Regions from separate parts of the Homo sapiens genome. Here region 2 is linked to region 1. Evidence: read pairs that join two places in POLR2A ChIA-PET (ENCODE). Cell type or tissue: A673. All regions are shown on one strand.

What was found. ChIA-PET counts read pairs that join two places held together with the same protein. Peaks named below come from ENCODE experiments on the same cell type or tissue, not always from the same donor. Only the 100,000 strongest peaks of a DNase experiment are listed, where the experiment ranks them.
Region 2: POLR2A ChIA-PET joins it to region 1 with 11 read pairs; 2 of 35 experiments call an interaction of 5 or more read pairs at or near these places.

The regions. Positions count from the first base shown.
Region 1 is chr7:5,668,904-5,673,903 of GRCh38, forward strand. The region is part of intron 13 of RNF216 (ring finger protein 216); the gene reads right to left. The region is part of intron 1 of RNF216-IT1 (RNF216 intronic transcript 1); the gene reads right to left. Among named protein-coding and RNA genes, the nearest start is that of RNF216-IT1, 9.1 kb to the right of the region's middle. In A673, no CTCF peak of the experiment used is centred here; no DNase peak of the experiment used is centred here; H3K27ac peaks cover 633 bases.
Region 2 is chr7:6,378,839-6,383,838 of GRCh38, forward strand. All of the region lies in intron 1 of RAC1 (Rac family small GTPase 1), which reads left to right. Among named protein-coding and RNA genes, the nearest start is that of RAC1, 6.8 kb to the left of the region's middle. In A673, no CTCF peak of the experiment used is centred here; no DNase peak of the experiment used is centred here; H3K27ac peaks cover 431 bases.

The DNA.
Region 1 (5,000 bases):
TGATGCCTCTAGATGTGACTACTTTCACACCTTCACTCATCCCCACAGGGCTCTTATCCAGCCGAAATCTAGTCATCTCCCCCAGGAATATGAGCAGGAGCATAAGTGATTTTTAGTTCTGTGGACCTAATATTATAAAGAGCATTAGAGAGTATTTCAACGCAGGCAGGTGGCTACAGATGGCCCCCCTTGGTGGAAACTATCCCACCCAGTCCCGTGCTATGCAGGATGGGCAGGACTGTCTGCACCTGCCAGCCTGAGAGGAATATGGGCGGTCGGGCTCCAGCTATACCTACTAAGCAGAGTTGCATCTGACAAGATCTCTGATTCCGACACATAGTAAAGTTGAGAAGCTCTGACCTCTTTTGATCCAGGTCTTGGTTTTGCTGATCCTCTGATACCTCTATTTAGAAAAGAAATGATGAGATCTTTAGAAGACCAATCTTTGCCACTGGCAATCACAGGGAGGCTGACACACTCATTATCCATTCTTTTCAGTGTGGCTGAAAAGACTGGCAGAGTTTACTCAATGCTTATGAAATCATCACTCCATCTTGCCTCAAGTGAAAGATTATATTGACAGATTTAGCAGTAAGAGACCAAAAGATGCTAGAGAGTGAGGTGAGGGGTCTGTTCATGCTTCTAAATCAAGACCTAAACTTTGTATCAAATCTGCCAGATATCACTGTTGAAACTGAGACTGTGTTGGCCAGGTGCAGTGGTTCACGCCTGTAATCCCAGCACTTTGGGAGGCCAAGGTGGGCGGATCACTTGAGGTCAGGAGTTTTGAGACCAGCCTGGCCAACATGGCAAAACCCCATCTACTAAAAATACAAAAATTAGTCCGACATGGTGTTGTGCACTTGTGATCCAAGCTACTCGGGAGGCCGAGGTAGGAGAATTGCTAGAATCTGGGAGGTGGAGATAACATCGAGCTGAGATCGCACCACTGCACTCCAGCCTGGGCAAGACTCCATCTCAAAAAAAAAGAAAGTAAGTGAGATTGTGGATGGTGCGTTTGGAAATCCTTTTTTTTTTTTTGAGATGGAGTCTCGCTCTGCCACCCATGCTGGAGTGCAGTGGCGCGATCTTGGCTCACTGCAACCTCTGCCTCCCAAGTTCGAGCAATTCTCCTGTCTCAGCCTCCCGATTAGCTGGGATTACAGGCACGCACCACCATGCCCAGCTATTTATTTATTTATTTATTTTTAGTAGAGACGGGGCTTCACCATGTTGGCCAGGCTGGTCTCAAACTCCTGACCTCAAGTGAGGCACCCGCCTCGGCCTCCCAAAGTGCTGGAATTACAGGCGTGAGCTACCGTGCCTGCCCTGGAAATCACTTTCATAAACAACCTGGATGTGAGACTTTCAGGATCCATTTCCTGCACATGCACTGCTCCCCTGAGATGACACATGCCTGACCACAGTGCTGCTGCCCGACTGCAGAGGACCCAGCCATGTGATAGTGGGCTCCTCTGATGTGCATAGAGGGGCTGCCAAAAGGAGACACCCAGAACTAGAGGAGAGTGCTGAACTGGTGGTTGGGTAAAAAAAGTCTTTTACTTCCTCTTTTTGCTTATTCTTGGATTTAAATTTTTGGTACAGTTAATCATGTATGAAACAAACCTTAGGAGATTCCATCATTTCACAGAAATGTTTATGAGCAAGAAATTAATGGTATGCCCCTCACCATTCTGACCCCAAAGCATGCTTAATCTCCACCCCTACTGCTTCATTAGTTTCTTCATGTCCGACAACCTAAGGTGACCTTTGGAAGCAAAAGTACAGCTAAGGTGGTGTAACTGGGTCTCGTAACACAGTATGTTGAAATGTGACTTCCCTCTCATCTTTGTTGAGTTGTGTTTTCAGCCTTAATCCATAGCCCAAATTCTCAGTTCCAGTTATGTGGCCTACCCGGGAGGAACTTGTAGTGGTGGCCATATAAGGAGGCCGTCTGTAGCCTTTTTCAGGGGTGAGGGTCCACCCTGGGAAGGCAGGACTCAAGGTCTTCCCAAGACGAACCACCATGCCTCTCCCTTCCCTAGGAGGCCTAGAGTGTTTTCTGTGAACTGCTTGGTTCCGGGGGAGCTGCCGGAGTGGCAGCCTGCTCTGATGTTGCTAATATCATTTGTTATAGCAACAAACGATACTTTTTTCTTTACAGAAACTGCTCTAAATAACACAGATGGACAACAGGATAAAACCTCACCAGAGGCAATATGCCTTTTGCCAGGCTCCCTAAGCTGTGCTCTAGTTAGGCTCAGCAACTGCTCCATGTGCCCATGTGAAGGCTGGAAATCCTGATGAACACAGAGGGGACCCAGCTGCTCATGCCTGAATAGACTTGCCTTTGGCTCATCTCTAAGCCCAGTGGTAACTGTTCCTGCTTTCTATTGTTTTCCCAACTGAATCACACGTGCTAAAAAGACACATCATTTATCTGTGGCTGTTATGAACTGAACTGTGTCTCCCTCAAATGCATATGTGAAGCCCTCAACTCTGACACCTTGGACAATGACTGTATTTGGAGACAGGGACTTTAAAGAGGTGATTATATTAAATGAGGCTGATGGGGTGAGCGCTATTCCAATCTGATAGCCTTATAAGAAGGACAGAGAGAGCCGGGCACGGTGGCTCACGCCTGTAATCCCAGTACTTTGGGAGGCCAAGGCGGGCGGATCAAGAGGTCAGCAGTTCGAGACCAGCCTGACCAACATGGTGAAACACCGTCTCTACTAAAAATACAAAAAAATCAGCTGGGCGCGGTGGCGGGCACCTGTAATCCCAGCTATTTGGAAGGCTGAGGCAGGAGAATCTCTTCAAACTGGAAGGCGGAGGTTGCAGTGAGCCGAGATTGTGCCACTGCACTCTAGCCTGAGCAAAGAGACCAAAACTCCGTCTCAAAAAAAAAAAAAAAAAAAAAAAAGGACAGAGAGAGACACCAGAGGAGTGCACAGAAAAGACCATGTGAGGACACAGCACGAAGACAGTCCTCTGCAAGCCAAGGAGAGGGGCCTCACAAGAAACGAAATCTGCTGACAACTTCATTTCAGATTTCTAGCTCCAAAACTGTAGGAAAACTGACAGCATATATAAGCCCCTAGTCTGGTATTTTGCTAAGGCAGCCGAGCTGACCAAGACAGTGGCCATTGATGACTATCAAGGAGTAGATGGCAGTGGATCAGAGAAGTTCCCGCCCCTTTGTGCACACGCTGTGCCCTCTGATCTTCTTCATACATGTTGGAGACGTTAAGTCCTGATTCTGGGAGACAGATGGAAAGCAGGCTGTAGAGACTGGGACTAAGTCCCAGAAAACCAAGAATGCCACCGATTTATTTTCCATCCAGAAGAGCACATGGCTTCCTGGAAGCAGCTGCCCCTAAATACATGTTTACTTTGGGGGAATGATAATCTTGTAGTTATATCAGTTACTTTGGTCTTTACTAATGTTTATATAAAAGGATCCCACTCTGCAAAAACGCCAAGTTGGAGAGTTATGTTTGTTAAATTTAATAACAAGAAGTGAAGCAACCAGACTTTAGAATGAAACTACACACACATGATGTAGTGCTTGTAGCATCAAGACAATTCGGAGTTTAACCCACTGATGAATTTCAACAGGAGATGGACTTTGAATTGATGTTCTGAGAATAAAAAGAGGTTTCCAGAATTCATAAAACACATGTTGAATTACATTTTTATCCACTTACATACATTCTCTTGCTGGTACCCGACGATAAAGACTCATCGCATAAATACTTATGTGATCACATAAGCACACTGGTGCTGGTATGGAGCATGAGTCTGGAACAGAGAAGGCCAGTGAGGAGGCTGCTGTGGTCTTCCTGGTGAGCAGCGCAAGGTAGAGGATGGATATGAGGGAGGACTCAAGATAGGATGCTGTAGAGCACTGGGAGGCGAGGAGCTGGGGCTTTCTAGGACACAGGGACACAGGCAGCACACTCCCAGGATAATGCTGAGGAGCCCTACTGGATTCTATCGTTTGACCAAGGGGGATGTCTTGAAATTGGAAAATGTACAAAAAAAGTACTGAGATGTCCTGGCTACAGCTCAGGATCTGCGGTTTATAGATGTATTGTGTCTTAACAAGAGACACGGGGCAGGGGCAGGGTGTATCCATCTCTCCATCGACTCAGGGTGGTGGGGGCCTATGTGCACGGTGTGGGCATTCCCACCACTCTCTGGACCTCCGGAGACCAATGTGTCCTCTACAACACCAAATGCCCCACCTGCGGGCAGTACCGCACTGGTCACCAGCACCACCCCAAGCGGGGGAAGTCAGTGGTTATTGAGATTCTTCTATGAAGCCACAAGGTGTACAGCATGGCCTCTCCCCGCCCACCTATCTACCCTGCCTGCTTACGGTAATTAGCGTGGCCCTGTCAGTGGAGCTGCTGTTCAAGAACAGGCTCGACAGAATGGAGTGGGCTGGAGATAGCTCTGTGGGAGAAAGCATCTACAAGAACAGGCAGGCAGGTGGGGGACTGGCCTGGTTTGCGAGAAGAGAAGAAGGGGCCAGACTAACAAGAGTGACAAAGGCTCTAGAAGCCACTGCAGGTTCCAACTGGGGGTGATGTGAAGAACAGCAAAGCTGACCTGTCACGTGGGGCAGTATGCAGGGAAGAGAGCAAGTTGCAGGATCAAGTGCAGGAGGCCAAGACCACAGCCCAGAATGAGGGTCTGCAAGGAATTTCTCCATTTGGCTAGATCTGGAGAATAAAACACCCCATATCATCACAGCAAATAAAAATATTAAGCCTGAGCAACACAGCATGACCTTGTCTCTACAAAAAAATTAAAAAATTAGCTGGGTGCAGTGGTGCGCACCTGTAATTCCAGCATTTTGGGAGGCTGAGGCAGGAGGATCACCTGAACCCAGGAGTTTGAGACCAGCCTAGGAAAGATAGAGAGACCTCCATCTCTCTCTTTCTCTCATTTTTTTTTTTTTTTTTTTGAGACAGAGTCTTGCTCTATCGCCC
Region 2 (5,000 bases), 710 kb after region 1:
GAACTTTGGGAGGCCAAGGCAGGCGGATTGCCTGAAGTCAGGAGTTCGAGACCAGTCTGGCCAATATGGTGAAACCCTGTCTCTACTAAAAATACAAAAAAATTAGCCAAGGATGGTGGGGGGCGCCTGTAATCCTAGCTACTCGGGAGGCTGAGGCAGGGGAATTGTTTGAATCAAGGGAGGTGGAAGTTGCAGTGAGCCAATATCGTGCCACTGCACTCCAGCCTGGGTAACAGAGTGAGACTCCGTCTCAAAAAGGAAAAAAAAGACAGCATCTTACATTCAGGTATTTATAAACAACTTTTATTATTTATTTGTTTTTATTTTATATTGGCTCACTGCAGCCTCCACCTCCTGGGTTCAAGTGATTCTCCTGCGTCAGCCTCCCAAGTAGCTGGAACTACACGTGCCTGCTACCATGCCGAGGTAATTTTTTTTTTTTTTTTTTTTTTGAGAAGGAGTTTTCGCCCTTTTTGCAAAGGTTGGAGTGCAGTGGTGCGATCTCGGCTCACTGCAACCTCCTCCTCCTGGGTTCAAGCGATTCTCCTGCCTCAGCTTGTCGAGTAGGTGGGATTACAGTCACGCTCCACCACACTGACTAATTTCGTATTTTTAATAGAGACGAGGTTTCTCCTTGTTAGCCAGGTTGGTCTCAAACGCCTGACCTCAGGTTATCCACCTGCCTTAGCCTCTCAAAAAGTACTGGGATTACAGGCATGAGCCACTACGCCTGGCAATTTTTTGTATTTTTAATAGAGACAGGGTTTCACCATGTTGACCAGGTTGGTTTCGAACTCCTGACCTTAGGCGATCTGCCCGCCTTGGCCTCCCAAAGTGCTGGGATTATGGGCGTGAGCCATCGTCCCTGGCCTAAACAACAGTTTTATTATTTTATTTTTTATTTTTTTATTGCTTATTACTATTTTTTGAGATGGAGTCTCGCTCTGTCACCCAGGCCGGGGTGCAGTGGCATGATATGGGCTCATGGCAACCTCTGCCTCCTGGGTTCAAGCAGTTCTCCTGCTTTGGCCTCCCAAAGTGATGGAATTACAGGCCCGAGCCACTGCGCCCGGCCACAACTATTTTAATAGTGTTGTTTTGGTGTTGGTTGATTAAAGGAATGGGAACGAATGACTTGAAGCCCTCTCTGTTTCACTCTTTATACAAAGTGGAGTCCAGATTGGGCTAGTGGCCTGTCTAGCCCAATGTCTGACTTGGACATACATTACTGTCCAGGAGTTTCTTAGCTGAATGTGAAAAATGCCTTCCGTGACATCATCCTTACAGGAACATTCTTTACATTTATTCTTTACTTCTGTTGAACGGTGGTGGCGTGAACCATGAATTTGTTTAAGCTTTTCAGCTGTTTTGTGTGTTTTCCTCTCAAGGCATGGGGTTTCATATTTTTGACCTGTGGTAAAGGTATTTGAATTCTGCACTGGCCTCCAAATGTAGGTGTAGTATATGGCTCTGATCTTTGTTGATGATTTTATACATAATGTGGTTTTTTTTCTTGATAAGCCAAAAAAATTATACATAATGTGTGTGTGTGTGTGTGTTTTAATTTCAAATGATAGTTACAGTAAAAGTTTGGAGTTGGGCTAAGTGGGAGGAGCATCAGGAAGCCATTTTTAGAAACCTTAAATTCACCCTTTATAACTTTCTGTCTTTTTGCATTAGTCATCTGATACCTTAGTACTGCCTACTTTTTCACATCTCCATCACTACGTAGCTCTTAAAATTGTAGTCTTCCTTGAAAGGAGATGTTTTTGTCAAGAGTCTTTGCCACCAAGGCAGGATTGCATGTGATCAGTAGGAATATTTTCCTGCAATGTCTTAATATGAAAAATTTCAAACAGACTAGTGGAAAGCATTGTACAGTCAACATGCACATACCCATGGCCTGGATTCTATGACAGTATTTTGCTCTACTTGTTCATTTTGCTGTATTTGCTTTATCATGTCTTCCTGTTATCAGAGGGAACCTTTTAAGAGGATTTATAGAGGAGTTGATTTTGTTTTTTGTTTTGTTTTGTTTTGCTCTTTTTGAGGTGGAGTCTTGCTCTGTTGCCCAGGCTGGAGTGCAATGGCATGATCTCTGCTCACTGCAATCTCCGCATCCCAGGTTCAGGCGATTCTCCTGCCTCAGCCTCCTGAGTAGCTGGGCTTACAGGCACCCACCACCATGCCTGGCTAATTTTTGTATTCTTAGTTGAGACAGGTTTCACCATCTTGGCCAGGCTGGTCTGGAACTCCTGACCTCAGGTGATCCACCTGCCTCGGCCTCCCAAAGTGATGGGATTACAGGCGTCAGCCACCATGCCCGGCCTGATTTTGAAAAAGAATAGGGACTGTGTGCAGTTACATATAAATTCTTATTTTTGAACTCTTGTGTGTTCAGCTGGCTTGTATCAACTACACCAGGGTTAGCCTTGATTCTGGAAGGGTGGATTCAGACTTCAGCTCAGTTGTACATAGTGTCTTCAGCCTAAGTGAGAAACTTTATGCACTATCTTAATTTTTTGAAGCTTCTAGTGGTAATAATTGCTGGCTTTTTTTTTTTTTTTTTGGTAGAAACAGAGTCTTGCTCTGTCGCCAGGCTGGAGTGCAGTGGCACGAAATCAGCTCACTGCAACCTCTGCCTCCCAGGTTCAAGCAATTCTCCTGCCTCAGCCTCCTGAGTAGCTGAGATTACAGGCGTGTGCCACCACACCCAGCTAATTTCTTTTGTATTTTAGTAGAGACGGGGTTTCACTGTGCTGCCCAGGCTGGTCTTGAACTCCTAAGGTCAGACAGTCCGCCCACCTTGCCCTCCTAAAGTGCTAGGATTACAGGCATGAGCCACCGTGCCTGGCTTATGGCTAGCTTTCTTTACATTGATTGTGAAGTCAGATATTGGTAGTAGAACATCATAATTTTAGATTGGGTTTTGTGTTTATTTAGCACTGCACTACTCTAGTGGTGTATTTTTCTGGACAGATTTTATCTGCATAGTTAACGCAGTTATATATAAGGCCTACCGTTACAGAATCCCCATACCTTGTTTGTCAGTGTAAATCGAGGACCTTCATGCGAGGTCTTTAATTTATTCAATAAGTAGGAATATATATTTGACAGTTACTAAATTCTACTGCCTTGTCCTTAAGATCTACATACTTTTTTTTGTTTTTTGAGTCAGAGAGTCTCGCTCTGTTGCTCAGGCTGGAGTGCAGTGATGCGATCTCAGCTCACTGCAACCTCTACCCCGTGGCCTCAAGCGATACTTCTGCCTCAGCCTCCTGAGTAGCTGGGATTACAGGCGCCTGCCACCACACTCAGCTAATTTTTTGTATTTTTAATAGAGATGCAGTTTCGCTGTGTTGGTCAGTCTGGTCTCGAACTCCTGGCCTGAAGTGATCCACCCGCCTTGGCCTCTTGCTGGGATTACAGGGAAGAGCCACTGCGCCTGGCCAAGATCTACTCACTTTTAGACAGCAATATATGCTCTGTATTTTGGTTTGCAATTGTAATTGTCATTGGAAGAGTTTGGCTTTTCTGTCCTGAGATCAACGTGTCTTTAAAAGAAGGCAGTGCAGAAAGTTGTTATTTTTTGAGCTTCTTGGATCTTTTATTTTTTTAACGTGAGGAAATTCCTAGCGTTTCTAGATTTGTTGATTGTGCTTTTAAGTTTTGGTTTATAGATTTCAGGAAGTAACACTAAAGTTTACCCTACTCTCCTCAAAAAGTAAGTAAAAAGTTCTCTTGGCTGGGCGTGGTGGCTCACGCCTGTAACCCCAGCACTTTGGGAGGCCGATGGGGTGGATCTCCTGAGGTCAGGAATTCGAGACCAGTCTGGCCAACATGGCAAAACCCTGTCTCTACTGAAAATACAACAACAAAAAAAAATTAGCTGGATGTGGTGGTGCTTACGTGTAGTCCCAGCTACTTGGGAGGCTGAGGCAGGAGAATTGTTCGAACCCAGCAGGCAGAGGTTGTGGTAAGCCAGGATTGCACCATTGGGCTCCAGCCTGGAAGACAGAGCCAAGACTCCGTCTTAAAGTTCTCTTAATGGAAAAATGAAGAACATAATAGCAACATAAGTTATTTGCTTTCATTGTGGTTATTTCTACAGGACAGGGCAGGGGAAGCACAGATAGGTTAAAAAAAATTGTAGCATCATGAGCTAGGGGGAAATCCAATGTAGAAATGGCATGAACTTTCTTCCAGCCGACTCATGTTCGTTTCCTAGAGTGATGACATTGCTCGATGATTGAAAAGAGGTTGAACTGAGCAGTTAATTATATAAAGTTAGAAATTCCAAAGAAGTAGTAACTACCAGAAATTCTCCAGCAGTATCAGTCAAGACTTGTGGCCAAATACGGCTTCCATTCTTCATGAGGGAAAGGCCATGGAAAGGCTGTCACATTGCCCAGTGCAGATGTTGACTTGGTTTGTGGAAGCGCAGCGTGGACAAGGAATGAATATACACTAATAGGAGTGGAATAACCTTTTTCTTTTACCTATTTGAATAAATTAAGTAAAAGTTTTAATCAGAAGACTTAAAGAGGAGTCGATTTTATCTTTTGATTGCACTAAGCTTAAATATAAGGTTGCACTTTAAGAATTCTGTAGTTTAATAATCATATTCTTATAAGACATAGATTTGTAACAAATAGTGATTGGTAATAAAATTTCAGTCAGTATCAGATTATGCCAGTACCTTGAATTTCTTCCCGGTTGAGCCTTTCTCAGCTAAAGATGTCATTCAGGAAAGGAAGTTTAGAGGATTTTAGACACAGCTGGTTGCCTTTATATTAGTAGTTTTGTTCCTCATATACATAGAGACTTAGGACAGAATAGTAAAAGAAGTGATAATGACATTTTATCATAACAGTCAAAACCTTCATAGCAGCTTATCCTTGACACTGAGTGGCAACTATTGTTAAGGTTTTTACACAACCTTTATCTTTTTTTTTTTTTTTTTTTTTTTTTTTTTTTTTTTGAGACGGAGTTTTGCTCTT